Linked DNA regions of Homo sapiens: region 2 is linked to region 1. A link is a loop called in an ENCODE intact Hi-C map of the cell type or tissue named here. Cell type or tissue: mammary epithelial cell. All regions are shown on one strand. Each heading gives the region's core, and the rest is flanking DNA. Links, peaks and the distances in the headings are about the cores only.

Region 1 (9,206 bases), core at 876-8,875:
TACAATCCAGCAATTGTATAGTAAATTGGGCATTTATCATACAGAAATGAAAACATTTTCACCAGAAACTAGTACACAAATGTTCTCAGTAGCTTTATCTGTAATAGCCAAAAACTGCAAACCATCCAAATATCTTCCGATGGGCGAATGGTCAAAAAATCTTTGGTACATGCATTACTATGGATTACTACTCAGCAATAAAAAGGAGCTAACTACTGATACATGTTCCTCATGTATATGAGGAACAAGGAAGTTGTGCTGAGAAAAGCCAACCTCAGAAATATACATATATACTGCATGTGTCCATTTATGTAATATTCATGAAATGACAATTATAGAATGTAGAACAGGTTAGTGGTTTCCAGGGGTTAGAAATGTTGGGGAGAGGGAGTGGGTGTGGCTATAAAGCGGAAGCAGAAAGGAACCTTGTGGTGATGGCACAGTTAAGTACCGTGATTGTGGTGGTAGTTACACGAAGCTACACATGTAATAAAATTTCATGCAGCTATACACATACACACACAAATGAGTACTTGAATAACGACTGAACTTTGAATAAGCTCTGTAGATTGGGCCAATGTTAATTTCCGATTTTGATCTTGTAATATAGTAAGGCAAGATGTTAACATTGGAGGAGGCTGGGGGATGGGTTCATGGGAACTGTCTGCAGAGAGAAAGTTACAAAGTTACCTCTTTGTTTCTCTCTAAAGAGAGAAAGCTACAAAGTTACCTCTGTAACTCTCTGTGCATTTGTAATTATTTCAAAATAAAGTTTTGGGCCAGACACAGTGGCTCAGCCTATAATCCCACCACTTTGGGAAGCAGAGGTGGGAAGATTGCTTTAGCACAGGAGTTTGAGACTAGCCTAGGCAACATGGCAAGACCCCCTCTCCACAAAATTTAAAAATTAGCCTGGCGTGGTGGTGTGTGCCTGTGGTTCCAGCTACTCGGGAGGCTGAGGTGGGAGGATGGCTTGAGCCCAAGAGGTCAAGACTGCAGTGAGCCGAGTTCATGTCACTGCACTCTAGCCTGGGCAACAGATCGAGACTTTATTTAAAAACAAGGCTGGGCGCGGTGGCTCACGCCTGTAATCCCAGCACTTTAGGAGGCCGAGGCGGGCGGATCGCGAGGTCAGGAGTTCGCGACCATCCTGGCTAACACGGTGAAACCCCGTCTTTACTAAAAAAAATACAAAAAAAAAAAAAGAAAGAAAGAAATTAGCTGGGCGTGATGGCGGGCGCCTGTAGTCCCAGCCACTCGGGAGGCTGAGGCAGGAGAACAGCGTTAACCCAGGAGGCAGAGCTTGCAGTGAGCGGAGATAGAGTCACTGCACTCCAGCCTGGGCGACTGAGCGGGAATCTGTCTCAAATAAATAAATAAATAATAAAAATAAAAATAAACAAAATAAAACTTTTGAAAACCTAAATTGAATTCCCTGATTTCACATCCACAGGTGTGAAAGCTAATCCTTCACTCTCAACACCAGATAATAATAAGGAAAATTTATTGAGTGCTGCCTCTCTAGCAGGCACTACATTTACAGCTTTCCATGGCTGGTCTAATTTACTCCTCACACCAACTCTATTATTATTTCTATTTTAAAGTTAAGGAAACTGAGAATTAGAGGGGTTAATGGCTATGGCCCAGGTCATGCATTAAGTTAGGAAGGCAAGCGTCCCACCCAGGTACTCGGACCCCAGAACTTACCCACTGTGAAATCACCAGAGTAAAAATCCACCCATTTGTCTTAGCCCAGTGCATCAGGTCAAGATTTCATTATTCCCTACCTGAACCAGAAATTAATACAGAAGCCTGTTGGCCCATCTCCCCTCCCAGACCCAAAGAGAAGAAAGTAATCACACCATACATGCTTGAATGGTAAACCACCCCAAACAGAAGGCAGTTTCTTTATGCAAAGATTTTAAGTATTTTCTCCAATTTGAATATATACACATTTAGTGCTATGGGTGAAATAATCAAGCATCAACTTATAAGTAGTCAGTACCTGATATGTGTTTGCCAGAGCATATTATATAAAATACATTAATTTGGAAATACCTGTGTTGCTATCCATATTAGTCTGTTTTTACACTGCTATAAAGAAATACCCACGACCAGGTAATTTATAAAGAAAAGAGGTTTAATTGACTCACAGTTCTGCATGACTTGGGAGGCCTCAGGAAACTTACAATCATGGCAGAAGGGGAAGCAGTCGCATCTTACATGGCAGCAGGTGAAAGAGAAGAGAGCGGGAGCAACTGCCACGTATAAAACCATCAGATCTCGTGAGAACTCACTCACTATCAGGAGAACAGAATGGGGGAAACCACCCCCATGAGTCAATGACCTCCCACAAGGTCCCTCCCCCGACGTGAGGATTACAATTTTGATTACAAATCCAGAGGAGATTTGGGTAGGGACACAGCCAAACTATATCACTATCCTCAATCTTTCATTTTCTGAAACAATTTCATTCAAATGCTTCATACACATCTTTAACCTCATCTAGCACAGGTTTTCAGAATATATTATCTTCATTTCTAAGTTATTTTTTAAATAATGCTTTTGAATCTGTATATAAATAATGCTGTTCCTGAAAAGCTCATCCCAAGCTAAAAAGGATCCATTTGTATCACATCAATGAAATTTATGATTAAAAAAAAACCTCTATAAATCAGTAGTTCTTAATGCTGGCTGCGAATTAAAATCAACTGGGGAGCTGTAAAATCTATCGACACCTGGGCCCTTGCCCCCAAAATAGTGATTTTACTGACTGGGAGCAGGTGCTAGGAGTGGCATTTTCTAAAGCTCCTCCCATGATTCTAATATACAGCCTGATCTGAGAACCACCGCTTACCTGTATATAATGACCTGCACAATGGAATTCAGCAGTTCTTGATTATACTCAAGAATCACCTGGAAATTTTTGTAAACATACTGCTACCCAGTTTCCACACCCTACCAAAATTATAATTTATCTGGGGTTAGGCCCCAGGTATTCTTTGTTTTAAAAACACTTCAAGTGAATCTCACTTGCAGCCAAAATGGAGAACCTTCAATTACCATTTAAGAGTGTGGCTTTAATCATTCTGAGCAAACTATCGCAGGGACAGAAAACCAAACACCGCATGTTCTCACTCATAGGTGAGAATTGAACAATGAGAACACTTGGACACAGGGCGGGCAACATCGGACACAGGGCGGGGAACATCACACACCGGGGCCTGTCGTGGGGTGGGGGGAAGAGGGGAGGGATAGCATTAGGAGATATAACAAATGTAAATGATGAGTTAATGGGTGCAGCACACCTACATGGCACATATATACGTATGTAACAAACCCGCACATTGTGCACATGTACCCTAGAACTTAAAGTATAATTTAAAAAAAAAAAGAATGTGGCTTTACCTGTGAGCTTTCAAAGGCTGTTTAACTCACCATCAAATATTTATTAAAGGAATTCAGCACAGCTGTGGAGTCACATCACCCGCCCCAACCACATGAATGACCCCACAGCTGTGCTGAATTCCTTTGCTTTCTTCTGTTTCTATTGTATCCAGTGACCTCTCTGTGCATCAAATGATAGCACTGATTGAGAACATGTTAATCCAATGTGGCTTCCCCATATATGAATAGTACTTGGTTGTCCTAAATAAAGGAATGGAAAGAGTGCCCCATAAGCTGAGAGATTTTGTCAGGACTCCAATACAAAGTGATTCCTTCTTTTCTGAAAAATAAATAGGGAAGAAAATGTCACTTCATTTTTGCATATGTTATTAATAACTACCCTTTCTTAAAGTGCTTACTACATCTAGATACCATGTTAAATGTTTACCTGATTTCATTTAATACTTAAAAATGCAAACAGGACATATAATTATTATTATTCCTGGCCAGGCGAAGGCCACACCTATAATCCCAGCACTTTGGGAGGTCAAGGTGGTGGGGTGGGGGGGGGGGGGTCACTTGAAGTCAGGAGTTCGAGACCAGCATGGCCAACATGGTGAAACCCTGTCTCTACTAAAAATACAAAAATTAGCCGGACGTGATGGTGCATGCCTGTAGCCCCAGCTATTTGGGAGGCTGAGGCATGAGAATCGCTTGAACCTGGGAAGCGGAGGCTGCAGTGAGCCAAGATTGCACCACTGTGCTCCAGCCTGGGTGACAGAGTGAGATTCTGTCTCAAAAAAGAAAAAAAAATTATTATTATTCCCATATTGCAGAGGGAGAACCTGAGCGTGAAGTCACTTTGCCTAAGGTTACTACCCAGTGGGCGGACAGAGACAGAATGGCACCCAGATCTACAGCATCCAGTGTTGTACTGCCCCCTTCTGGCCATCCTCTAGGTGCTTCCTGAGGCCCCAGGACTTGTGCCCCAGTATACAGTCTGGTGGCCAGCATGGCATCGTGCTCAGCAGAACTTCTCCCTCCTCCTCGCTGTTGTGGTCCAGTCCAAACATCCCAGCCCCAACATTCCCTGGTTCCCCAGCTCTGTGACATCACAGACAGCCTTCTGTCTACTCTGCCAGCTGCAGGTGAGTGGGGCTCACAGTTTAAACCAAAGGGCGGGAGGTGATAATTTTTCTGTACTAAAAGGCACAATGTCCCCACCACTCCTGGACACCTATTCATTTTGCTCCAAGAAGCAATCCCCATCCTTCATTTGCTCTAACCTCACTGTTTCTCTCTCTCTCTGGGTCCCAGTCTCCACCTGTGCTGAATGACCTCCCCCACCCCCGCCCGCAGCGCCAGAAGCCTTCCTGTTTGACCTCATTCATCTTTCTTCTGATCAAAGTGCAATGGGGTCACTAGAGACCTGAAGTTCATACCCACTGGGGACAACCCAAGGGCCCTCTTCTTTGGTTTCTGCTTCCCTCTAGAGGGGGTCACTGGTAGTGCAAGAAGTGCCACACATCCCCTAGGCATCTCCCTACATATTCATCAGCATCAGAACCTTCATCTGTATTTATTAAGCCTTTACGACACACCAGAAAGCTGTGCTAAGCACTTTCCATCATTATTTAATCCTCAGAACTACCTTCTATTGTAGATACTATTATTCTCATCCCCATTTTACAGGTCAGAAAACAGAGATTCAAAGAGGTCATAAATTCTAAATTTCCTAGCTAACAGTAGATCTCCAAGAATTATACCCCCAGAGAATGTGCTTGTAACTGATACACTGCTCTCCCTAAGAGCCTTTTCATTTCTTGAAGAGGGTTCAAAAACTCAAAGCTCTCTGCTGTCAACACTTAGAGGAGAAAGTGGTTCTACTACCCTCTTTCTTGCAAAATTTTCTAGTAAAGATGTGGAGAGAGCATCAGCACGGGGTGTCAACAAACCTGCGCTTCAGATCGCTGCTGATAATACGGACGATCTCCACGGTTTATTTTTAATTGAAAAAAATCAAGGTGCAAAACGTGGTGTATAGTAAGCTATCATTTGCATTAAAAAGAGAGAAAAAGAGAATTTGAATAACTACATTTTCTTGTATATCCATAAGCTGCTTTGGTGGAAGATGCCTGCATTCACTACATGAAACAAAAACTGAATTTATTTCTGGTTAAACAAGGGAGAACTGTGCTTGTATGGCAAAGTCTCTGAACAAAGCTCATGGCTGATGCATAAGGGGCTTTGGGAGGTGTTGAGTTCGTGGACTGGTGGTGTTTCAGAGGCAGCAGTGTTTAGGAATGGTAGACCTTTAGCTATGAAATGTACCTACTGGCATGTGTCTGTTAGAATGGTTACCAAGGGAGTTTCATTAATAGATTAAATGAGTGTCACACAGGTTCTGGGGATTCGTTGTTACCGTGGTTACAGGGCAATCCATCGTCACCTAGGAATGTGGGAGCTTCTCTTTTTAATTCTCATTATCTGCCTTCTGGTCTCCCTCAACTAAAGGTGCAGGAAAGACCCTCCAAGATTGTCCAGATCTTCACCACTGTCATTGGCTTTTCTTGAAAACACAGTTCCATTTTTCCATGTACAGAGATCTGGTTTTCATTTTGAGTATCAGTCTGCCTCATTTCTTCTCATTTTTTCTTTGAATCATTTGTTTCACCATTTGTCAAACCAGAGGCTACATAAAAGCATTCAGCTCTCTGGACAACAGAACCTGAATGATGCAAGACAATGATAATTAAGGCCAGGCACAGTGGCTCACGCCTGTAATCCCAGCACGTTGGGAGGCCAAGGCTGGCAGATCACCTGAGGTCAGGAGTTCGAGACCAGCCTGACCCAACATGGGGAAACCCCATCTCTACTAAAAACTAAAATTAGCCATGCGTGGTGGTGCATGCCTGTAATCCCAGCTACTCGGGAGGCTGAGGCAGGAGAATCGCTTGAACCCAGGAGGCGGAGGTTGCAGTGACCCGAGATCGCACCATTGCACTCCAACCCTGGCAACAAGAGCAAAACTCCATCTCAAAAAAAAAAAAAAAAAAAAAAAGGGACAATGACAATTAAAAGTATTTTCAAAAAGATCTGAAAGCCTCTCTGGAGTCATGCCCCATGATTTCCCTGGCATGACCATCTACCTTAGATAGCCAGGCTGCTTTTTCTTTGGGCTTAGCTATAGATTAACCTCACCTGTGATATTAATCCAGGCACAACGGGAGTGTTAGCAATGGTGCAGACTCCCCTAATTAGCTAAAATAAAACCCGAAGGTTTCTGTGATCCATAATTACTCAAACTAAGGATTTTAAATTGGTCAGGTGTACCCTAGGGTGTGGGCTACATGATTTGCTGTGTCAGTCAAGGTGAGGGGAAAAAAGGCACTTTAAATTGTTCAACTCAGAATCCTCAGAAGTCTGTTTCATCTACTAGTAGTTAAACCCCCAAGAAGGGTTTCATCCCTTCAGACTCTGTGTAAGAAGACATAGTCCACCGTGGGTGCTGGAGAATCATGCACTGGAATGGTCTAAGTATTCATCATGCAGAACAATTAGTCTTAATTATAGTTGGAATAGAAGAGTCTGATCTCCACATAAGAAACAAACCATATCAACAAGCAAGCAGTATAGCTGTTCATTTATATTTATAGACAATGCCCTTTGGGAGTTTAGAGGCAAAATAGGAAAATGTTAAGTGCAAAGTTCTCCTCAGAAAGACTCAGTAGACAGATATGGACAGCTGTCCTTCTGACATGGAACATTAGTTCTTCTAATGGCCTTTCTGCATACAGTAAGTGCAAGTGTTCTCCACAGACTCCAAATTCTTAAAGAACAGAGGAGATTTGGGTCCTGTCTTTATTTCAGGGGCCAGTTGTTTTATCTAGTAGGTCAAAAGATTATCTCGATTTCTAGTTAACATTTTAGGACTCTTGGAAAATGATCAAGATATCTACACTAATGGAATTTCCCATTCCAATTGATTTTTTCTAAATCCTCTATTTTAGATATGAGCTTTTGCATAAAGAAAGGGCTCCTTTTACTTACACTTTTTGTTTGCCCCAGAATGTCCTTTGAAAGTGTCCTGAAGTCTATTAAGTCACCTATTGATTCATCATTTTGTTTGTTATTCTTGAATCTTTGCCCTATCCACCCTTAAGAGAAAATCTTTTAAAATAGTTTCATGTGGCATACTTCCTATTTTTCTTACCCTCTCAAGTCCATGCTTAAAAATATTATGCATAGATAGGTTATTTGAATCTTCTGACCTTTTTCATCCTGCTACTCTTAAACATTTTCCCCATTGTTGAAGGTCAACAATTTTTTTTTTTTTTTTTTTTTGAGTCAGGATCTCCTGTTGCCTGGGCTGGAGTGCAGTGGCATGATTATAGCTCACTGAAGTCTTGATTTCTCAAATTCAAGCAATACTCTCTCCTCAGCCTCTGAGTAACTGGAAGTGCAAGTGCACACCACCATGCCCAGCTAAATTTTAATTTTTAGTAGAGATGAGGTATGTTGTCCAGGCTGGTCTCAAACTCCAAAACTCAAGCAATCTTCCTGTCTCAGCCTCCCAAAGTGCTGGGATTACAGGTGTGAGCCACTGTGCCTGGCCTAAAGGTCAACAACGAAATGAACTAATTGGTACAAATATGATAGTCCAAGACAATAAGTAACGAACAGAATCCTGAATTACACAGGATATACAAAACAAACTTTCTTTTGTTCTGAAATTTGGGAAGATTCTATTTTTACCCAACTCAACTCTTACTCAGAGTTTAAATTCGGCCTCTCTTGATCTACCTTCAGTGCAGAAGTTTTAGGTGGGTGTTGTGCAATGTGATTGTTCTTCTCTAGAAAAATGCTCCCTGAAAAAGTTTATTTGGGCAGCCAGGGGAAGGAGTAAGAGGAGTATACGTGGGTAGTAAAGATCAAGTTGGGTGGAGAGAGAAAGACAGAAGCAAAGAAAACAGGTGTCAGAAGGTTTGAGTAAGAGTAAGGTCTTTTTTATCTTTTTCTTCCTGAGGCCATAGCATTCCAGACAAAGAAGCCTTCTATTTATGTTTGGCATTTTTGTCTTCTCTCTTCTCTAGAGCTCCTCTTAAATCTGATTTTTGACATCAAAACTTTGTCATCATGGCTACAGTAATCCTAAGTCATCTAGTGAACTTTTGCCATTTATTAAGACAAATACATGAGAGTACCTATAGTGAGAGTATATATACGGAGTTTTTCCAGGAAGAGGCAACAACCTTAATGCAGATGAGACCACGACAAGCAGGAAAGAGCACGCTACAATTGATAAACAGTTTCTACTTGTGCAGTGTCTTGAATTTCTTGACCAAGCAGAGCCTAAAAGAGGCCACATGATCAAAAACCTGAAAATTACTGACTCCCGAATATAAGCTAAAAAAAAAAAGTGACCTTCTTTTATGATTTACCAAGACAGAACACATGCTGACAAAGGTTTAGAGGGACCCAAGTCCAGGTTTTAGCAATTTCTTCTAGACAAATCAATTACCACTCCAGTAAAACTCCAGACACTCAGGGCTGACTCATGGTGGGGGCTTGTCAGAGCTATGCTTCCATTCCTTTCTTATGAAGTGCATCCTTCTACATTCAACATACACAAGGCAGTCTGGAACAAAGCCAAACCCCGTGAGGCAAGCATTTTTATAAGTGGATGAAGACAACTGAAACTAAAGCAAGTAGCAGAATACGAAGCAGATTAATGGCAAGGATATTTGCTAAATGGTGTATCTCCAAAACAAAAGATCTAACTGCCTGTATAAATTTCTATTTCTTTATAAATTATAGGA
Region 2 (9,037 bases), core at 1,038-9,037, 120 kb before region 1:
ACGTTAATGGTAGAAGCATCCTTAGCAATCACAAAGCTCCCTGTCCCCATTTAACACATGAAGAGAAGAAGGCCTGAAAAGTAGAAAAAATGTAGAGTCATCTTGTCTCAGTAGGAGCAAAAGCTATAAAAGACATCAACTCCAATCATTTCTCCAATAATCAAATTTCCTCTAAAATATTCTCAATCAGTGGCCATTCAGGTCCTGTCCTTATCGTTGAAACAGAGAGCCCCCACCTCTGGAAGCAACATGATTTATCTTTGGACAGTATTGACAAAGTCTTCAAATTGAGCCAAAGTTTGCCTTTCAGTAACTTCTACTTATTGCCTAGTTCAACCCCCTGAATGCCATACAGAATGGTAACAATAATAACAGCAACAGTGATAATAATACCAGTCCGTAAACAAAATCCAAAAATATCTAAAAACTGAAAGCATTTGGCAGCAAAAGCTGACCTGAAAGGGCATGTGTTGTTGGGAATTGTTACCTATCACATTCAGTATGAGTATGTTGGGCTGCAGAATTCTTTCTGTATTTGATTATTAGGTGTTGTTTCAGACCCCACCAAAAGTGTTATGAAATATAAGGTATGTGTAATAGGTTACTCAGGACAACCATATAAAACTATTATTATTGCAGGTCAAAAATGACCAGATATATGCAATTTCAGATGGTTCAACTTAATGCTTTTTGAAACCTGGCTCCAAGGACTTGAGATACAGGATTTGACGGCCTGTAATCTTATGGAGACCCTCCACTTTGAGTATTAACTGTGTGGTAGGTGCCGTGTCAAGCATGACTCTCAAATTAGTATCTCCATGCAAGCCTCTGCCTGGAAGCCCCAAATAACCGTTCATCTACCTATTAATTGCCTCCGCTTGGTCATCTAAAAGTCCCCTTACTTTATTTATCTCAATCTCCGCTCTCAAGCATCTAGCCAAAGCCTGCCCTGCCTCCATTAAAGATGTCTTTACGCACCCCACGCTCAAACAAAAAGCCCTTGACTCAGACTTTTCTCTTCTCTTTCTCTCTCACTCCACATCTAGCATAATAAGAAATTATGTCTGCTCTAGTTTAAAATATTAATATATCCAGGATCCACTATTTCTTGTGACCCTCATTGTCATCACCTCATCCAAGCCACCATCCTGCCTCTCCTGGATGATTGCAGTGGTCTCCAAATGGGTCTCCCAGACTTCAGGCTGTTCTCAACACAGCAAACAGGATGATCTTTTCAAAGTAAAATCAGAGCCTGCCACCTCTCCGCCCATCACCTTCCAAAGAACCCCTACTCCACTCACCACCACCTCTCTTCCCATCAAACTCAGTGAAGAAGAAGCCAAGTCCTACCTGGACCCAGGAGGACACACACGGTCAGCCTCCTCCATCACTCTGACCTTGTGGTCCCCCCACTCCCCCTCACCCACTGCCCCAGCTGACCTGGCCACCTTGCTGCTCTGTAAATACACCATGTACACTGGCTTCAATGCCAGGCTCTCTTCCTCCAGACACCTCCACGTCCTCCCCCACCCTCTTCAAGTCTTCATTCATATGTCTCCTCTCAATGAGGTCTATTCTGACAACTCTATTTTCAATTGCAATTAAGATCATTTATCTCTTTTTTTTTTCTAAATCACTTAAGGCCATCTAATGTACTATAAATTAACTTATTTGTTTTAATTACTGGCCGTCTCCCCCCACCAGAATATAAGCTTCATGAAAGCAGGAGGTTTTGTCTGTTCTTTTCACTGTTTTATCCCCAGTACCTAGAACACTATCTTGCACATACTCAAGTGCGATAACTCATCATTTATCTGTTAAGTGATTTACTTTTTGCCTTTGAATCCACTGAGATTCAAGAAGGAAAAAAGAAGTACCTCCTGGCAGCCAAAATAGATCTCTGTATTATCAAAGAAGTTATACAGATGGCAAATAAGTATGTGAAAAGATGTTCAACATGATTAGCCATTAGGGGAATGCAAATTAAAACCACAGTGAGATACGACCACACACTTATCAGAACGGCAAAAGCAAAATATAGTAAAGGCACCAAATGCTGGAGAGAGGATACAGAGAGGATGCTGGACCTTTCACACATTACTTGTGGGAAGTAAAATGATACAACCACTCTGGTTGTAGGTAACTGCCATACAGTTACCTACAGAATTAATTGTAGATAACTGCTATATTTAGGCAACTGCTTAAATTTTATAGGTAACTGCCATGGTAAAAACATACCATGGTAAAAAACATGGTATGTTTTTACCATGGCAGTTAATTTTACCATGGGAAATTAAACATTTGTTTACCATACAGCCAACAATTTCACTTTGGGCATTTATACCAGAAAAAGTGAAAACATGTTCACACAAAATAATCTGTACACAAATATTCACAACAGCATTATTCATAATAACTCAAAACTGGAAATAACCCAAATGTCCTTCAGTGGGCGAATGATTAAACAAACTGTTGTATATCCGTACCATAGAATGCTACTCAGTCATCAAAAGAAAGGTTAAGTTACAATAGCAAAGATTTAGGTTAATCTCAAAGATGTTTCTTAATAGATTTGTTCAATCCAGAATGAGTAACCATGGGACATCAAAATCATCCTTTGCTAGAATTCTTTGAAAATACGTTAGATGCTTATTTTAGTAGATGGTAATGAGTCTATTGAATAACAGTTAGGAGCAATAGTCATGGGGAAGGGTTATGACTTAGTACCTGCTCTCCCAGACCTGATGGTCTAATTGGGGAGACAGAAGGAATGGTCAAACATAGTCTAGTAGGAGGTATTCAATGATAGGGAAGAAAGGGAAGCTATAGGAACATAGAATATGATCATCTTACCCAATCTTGGAGGCAGGCGGATACAAAAATGGTTTCTACACACAATTAAGGAACAGGAGCATAGAAAAGAAAGGTTAAGTTACAATAGCAGAGATTTAGGTTAGTCTCAAAGACATTTTTTAATAGATTTGTTAAACCAAGAATGAGTAGCCATGGGACATGAAAATCATCCTTTGCTAGAATGAGCATAGGAGCATAGTGATATGAAGGAAGAGGACTGGACACTTCCATTTTGCAACAGTACAGCTAGTCAATAGTGTATCCAGGGAACTGCAGCTTGGGAAAGTAGTAAAAGTTGAGGCTGGACACTGGGGACGGGTGACAGTGAGCAGGGACCAAGCCATGAAAGGCCTTTCCAAGTAGCCTGAAGAGTCCAGGCTGTGACATAACCAGAAGTAGCAACTGGATGGAGGCGCTAGTAAAACTGGTTTCTGCCGTACATCACAGGCCATTCCTTAAACTTTCCTATTATTTCTAGAACCCATCTTTTCCCAGGGTCCTTTACTTTCCTCTGAGATCAACCCTCCCTGAGCTCTAAGGCCGAGTTCCAACACCACCTCTTTCTCCAGGAAGCCCCCTCAACCCCCTCACTGCAGGGTCTTACCCACTCCTGGGTAAAGACAGTGCAGGTATTTATGAACATGCATGATCCAGCAGTACCTATGGTGAAGTGTGATGGTGAAGAAGCCAGCAGCCAGCCTGCCTGAGTCCCAATCCTGGCTCTACCACTTGCCGTCTGTGCTTTATTTTCTTATGTGTAAAATGAGAATGATAGCTTTATTGTCACAAAATTTATCTCAGGATTGAATAATTTTATTGATGTATTTAACTTAGAGCAGTGATTGGCACAAAGTAAGCACTTAATAAATATAATCTTTTATTACATGTTGTGGCCCCCACACCCAACTGCAGGCAAAGCACATCACATGATCAATTAACTTTAGACTAATCAGGGAGTAGTGGTTAATGTTCTACCCTCACAGACAGTCACCTCGATCTGTGGCCTCATACTCTGATTAAACAATGGTCAATGCAGACTGGAAATACTTTCCTTTCATGGGCAGTCATGTGCTAGAGGTTACAACTCCAAGCCGTGATTTAGAACTAGGTCATCTTCCTAGCTCCTCTGTCTTCATCCTTGGATGACCTAGGACAAGTGCCTTCACCTTTTAGAACTTTGCTATTCCCATCTGTACACTGAGAATGAATTTCTATGAGGTTCAAAATGACAGAGGGCTAGGCAGCACTTTGCAAAGAGCTGATGCAAATGTGATTTCCGTTTCCCAATCTGCAAACCACACACCTCTCATCCCTCACTTTCACTTCCAGAAGCACACTCCCCAGACTGGCACAGCTGGTAAGCCTCCAGTGCAGGGAACAGGTATATTTTAATTTGCCCCACCCACTGACTTGATGAATTCTTTCTCTCCTCCTTCAGGGACTTTCCTAACTTCCTTCTGTAAACGAAGGAAGGAGCACATGAGCATACTGTATATAAATATGCTTGGGAAAGCTTTCTTCTTCTCCTTCTTCTTCTTTTTTTTTTTTTTTTTTTTTTCCTCAAACCAAACTTGGTTTCTGTTGTAGGCGGTGCATTCTCTAGCAGGGTAGGGCCACAGTGTGCTCTTGAAGAGGGGAGGGGAGAGGAAAAGGGAAGGAGGAGACTGAGTGATTAAGTCACCCACTGTGAGAGCTGGTCTTCTATTTAATGGGGGCTCTCTCTGCCCAGGAGTCAGAGGTGCCTCCAGGAGCAGCAGGAGCATGGCCGAGGATCTGGGACTGAGCTTTGGGGAAACAGCCAGTGTGGAAATGCTGCCAGAGCACGGCAGCTGCAGGCCCAAGGCCAGGAGCAGCAGCGCACGCTGGGCTCTCACCTGCTGCCTGGTGTTGCTCCCCTTCCTTGCAGGACTCACCACATACCTGCTTGTCAGCCAGCTCCGGGCCCAGGGAGAGGCCTGTGTGCAGTTCCAGGTAAGCCACATGGCACTCTGACCTTGGGGAGGAGCAGTGGACTCTCTGCAGTGAGTGGCAACTATTTCAGCTCTGGACAGAGGATAGAGTTTCTTGATGTATCACATTTCTTGTTTCTACATGCAGAGGAAATGTAGAGTGGGAGGGGTGGAGAGGTTCAATTTGGTGTTTATTCTCAATATTTCTAGGGAATGAACAGTCCCTTCTTTTACTGTGGGGATAACCTTCAGCCTCATATTTTTTAGATAATTATAATCATAGTATACTGGTAATTTGGGAAGATTCTTTTTATTTAAGAAAAAAACTTAAAATTACATAACTAACACGGTCATTGAAAAAAGTTAGAAAATACAGATAAGGAGAGGAAGAAAGTCATCATTACCCATAACTCTTATAGCTGACCACTGTTAACAGTTTGGGATATATAATTCTGTACAGAATTATATGCCAGATATAAAACGGATTTTTTAATGAGACGAGATTATTCTGAGTCTGCTAATATATTATGATTTTATTTATATGCTAATGAATTCACAACAACATGATGCTATAGATACACATTCCTATATGTGGATGCTATAATTTCTTTACCCACTCTTTTTCTTGGGTTTAGAACTTTTTCTCTTTTTAGAGCTTAAGAAAGAACCTCCTGCCTGGTTGTCTATCTCTAAGGTCTTGCTGAGGCCTGGGAGAAGCCTAGTCAGAAAAAGAATATGAAGTCTAGGGAGAACAATGGTAGGGGCAGCGATAGGTGTCAAGAAGAAAACATAATTCTTGGCTGGGAACAACAAAGATGTACCTCAAAACCTAAGGAATGAGTCTTTCCAGTAATATCCTTTTTAAAAATGTCCCTTCATAATCTATGGTGGCTGATTTCATTTCAGTTCAAAGTATTAAATTGCAAAGGGAAAAAAATGGGTTTTCAATGGGTTTAACTGGAAACCTAGCCTCTAAGCAATCCTGGCCAGTTTCAAAGCATAGACACCACAAGTAAGCCATGGAAAATCTGTAATTCTCGCTGCCCCATCAGGGTCAACAAACAGACTGTGATTCAGGCAGCAGCGTTCATGGCCAGATGCCATTGCTCATAAAATGTAGAAATATGCAGACAAACCGGAAATGCTGTTTATGTTAAAGAAGAACCGCAGGTCATGGGAAGTCAGACTTTGACCCTTTGACCACCAAGGGGCCAGTTTCTGCTGGAAGTCAAACTGCAGCGCCCAGTTGGTGCTCTGGGACTCTGTCCCTCTTTAGCCAGAAGGAGATAGTTGTCCTTGAATGAGACACTGAGTGGCCTCCAGAAACCTGCACTGGGGTCTGAAGGAAGCCCAGAGGCATGACAGGTTCCCACGATCAAGATGATGTCTGAGAGCCCTTGGTCAGCAGAAGGCGAGGACTGCCTTTGTCTATCTAGAAGACCAGCAAGCAGAATGTTACAGACCAGGGAGGATCCATGACTTGCCCAGCCAGAAGGTGAGATGGAGACATGCACTGTCACTAGACGGGAAGCTCGGTGAAGGAAGGCACGGGGTCTTTTTTACTCACTGCTACTGCCCCTACCTGAATCTATCACTGTGCCTATCCAATTGCAGATGCTCAAGAAATGAATAAGGCTGACACCATCCATTCCATTATCATTAAATTCATCTTCCTGGAGAGCAGATGTGTGGGGATGATTGCAGCTCTGGTTTGCCCAGGCTCTGTAACTTCTTAGTGTGTCAGAAGAAAAGGAGAGGGAAATGGGGGTGAGGCTGGGCTCATGTAGCAATCAGGGTCCTGAAAAGAAACAGCTGGCTCACTCAAGAAAGTGCATTTGTAGAAGAATATTTAAAGAGTTTGAAGGGATTTAAAGAAGGGCCTCTTTGCTGAGATGCAGACGGATTGAAGGGAACTGAAAGGGCTGGAACATCCAGCACTAGCAACAGTGGGAAACCAGCAACCATGCCTTGGCATGAAGGGCACATGGAGGGAGAAGTGTTAGAGAAACCCAGAGAGAACTAAAGCCTAGGAGAGGGCCTGCCTGGAAGACCTAAGGGCTCTGGGGAGAAAGGCAGTCACTGCCAAAACAGCAGCAAGAGCACAGAAGGAAGGAGGGAATGCTGACTGCTCCCCCATCCCCCACCCTGCCTCCAATCCAATCCCATTGACCAGGCTCAGGAGGAAGCCAGAGCTCAAAGGTCCAGGGGCAACTGAGCCAGGAGTCAGCTTCACAGGACAGAGCAGGGTCAGGAAGGGCTGAGAGAGGATCTGGAGGGACTGATGGAGAAGAAATGGCTCAGAGGAGATGGGAAAAGACTGGATTCAAGGAGGGAAAACCAGGGCACCAAGGAGAACTTGGGTAAACATACAGTGAAATGTGGCTCACTTCCAGCTATGAAAATAGGCATGTGGCTTCATTTCTTTGAGCCTTTTTCCTTTTCTCTGAAGGGGGTATTAATATCAATACTCTGACAGCACCAATAAGGCGTGTGCAGAAGGAGCATTGTGTATGTTAGAAATGTGGGGAGAGCCGCATGCACATGGTGGCTGTGACGTGATCATCACTCTACCCCAGGCACCAGGCAACTACAGAGAAAATTTGATGTTGGCCTCAGGAAATAGGCTATTTCAACAGAGAGGTGCTATGGAATTTCAGATGCTCTCCCGGCCCAGCCACAGAGACAGGGGTGGTTCAGGAAAAGCTTTCTGGAGGAGGGAAGGAAGGCACCTGGGCTAGAAGCTGTGGCTGAGGTCCAGATCACAGACACCATTATGGGTAAAAACCAGTCAGATGATCGCAGGTCATTGGAGATAACAAGGCCTTTGAAGGTCAGCTAGCCTAAAGTGCCTAGTTTTGCACATAGGGACACTGAGGCCCAGGGGATTGAAGAGATTTGCCCAATCCCATACCTCTAGTCGGTGACAGAGCCACAATTTGAAACTGGACCATCTGGCCTCCTTCCCTGTGCATTCAGGCAGCCATATTTGTGCTGTTCCAAGTGCCAGGTGGCCACACCATGGATCAAAGGAAGAAGGAGATCAGTAATACCATGGAGAAAACTATTACCACAACTATACCAGTTACTGAGCCTCACCCCTCTCCCATTGAAGAACTTCAGATGGCAAATCTTATGCCACCCACAGAGTCACCCATCTAGAACTACTGGCCCAGCAGAGAGTAAGGCTACCTGTATTTTTCCAAAGAGAGAATTAAGAATCAGAGAGCTAACACAGCATGCTTACATTACAGAAATACAATTAAAAACAAAATCTGGCCGGGCACAGTGGCTCATGCCTGTAATCCCAGCACTTTGGGAGGCTGAGGCAGGCGGATCACGAGGTCAGGAGATCGAGACCACCCTGGCTAACATGGTGAAACCCTGTCTCTACTAAAAATACAAAAATCAGCTGGGCGTGGTGGCGCGCGCCTGTAGTCCCAGCTACTCAGGAGGCTGAGTCAGGATAATCACTTGAACCCGGGAGGCGGAGGTTGCAGTGAGCTGAGATCACGCCAGCTCACTCCAGCCTGGGTGACAGAGCAAGACTCCGTCTCAAAAACAAAAACAAAAACAAAAAAAACCAAAGTCTTCTCCCAATCTAGAAATCCTCTCCACAAAGGTAGTAGAGAAAGAAAACAGTTTTATTGTTGAATAAGCATTAAACCAGAATGTGATGCACATCACAGGCAATCTACCAAGAGATGGCAAAGATAAATATCTCACCCTCTTATGCAGCCAAGCAAATACAACCCATTGCACACAAGTTAACTGAAAAAAAAGCAAAGTGCGTTAACAGCATATATAATGTGGTACATTCCTTTTATGAAAATATTTACCTATATGAACATATTTGGAAATGCATGTTATATCTCAGGAAGCGCACAAAAGAAAGTAGTAATTCTGCTAGCATCCTGGTAGAAAACTGGGTGGCTTGTCAGCAAGGGAAGGAGGGAGTCATTTATAAACCTAGCCTCTTCCATACAAAATGTGTATGCTACCTATACAAAAAAGTATAGAAATAATAAAACTGTTAGGTCCTTTAGATTTCTGCAGAATATTAGACAGACGTATCTTGGAAGAGTTTAGGGTTGAAAGTTAAAATCCAGCTTGAATTCTGGCCTAGACACTTCTTAACCATGTTACCTAACCCTTTCGGGCCTCGGCTTCTTTATGTATAAAATGGGAATAATTAGAAATAAAGTATTTGAAGTGTCTGTCAAGGAGTGAGGGATTAG

The links. Hi-C counts contacts between places; a loop is a spot of excess contacts. Peaks named below come from ENCODE experiments on the same cell type or tissue, not always from the same donor. Only the 100,000 strongest peaks of a DNase experiment are listed, where the experiment ranks them.
Region 2: a loop joins it to region 1, with 5 times the contacts of the local background. A loop is called at or near these places in 3 of 110 quality-filtered maps.

What each region holds. Positions count from the first base shown.
Region 1 is chr9:114,677,364-114,686,569 of GRCh38, reverse strand. TEX48 (testis expressed 48) reads left to right here and starts at 4,378. Exons shown (of 5, transcript NM_001199233.2): 1 at 4,378-4,535. In mammary epithelial cell, for the core only: CTCF peaks have their summits at 4,334 (motif pointing left) and 4,884 (motif pointing left); a DNase peak (open chromatin) is centred at 4,319; H3K27ac peaks cover 1,099 bases.
Region 2 is chr9:114,801,590-114,810,626 of GRCh38, reverse strand. TNFSF15 (TNF superfamily member 15) reads left to right here and starts at 4,588. Exons shown (of 4, transcript NM_005118.4): 1 at 4,588-4,824. The coding sequence starts at 4,615. In mammary epithelial cell, for the core only: a CTCF peak has its summit at 4,760; DNase peaks (open chromatin) are centred at 4,276, 4,826 and 5,906; H3K4me3 peaks cover 635 bases; H3K27ac peaks cover 2,225 bases.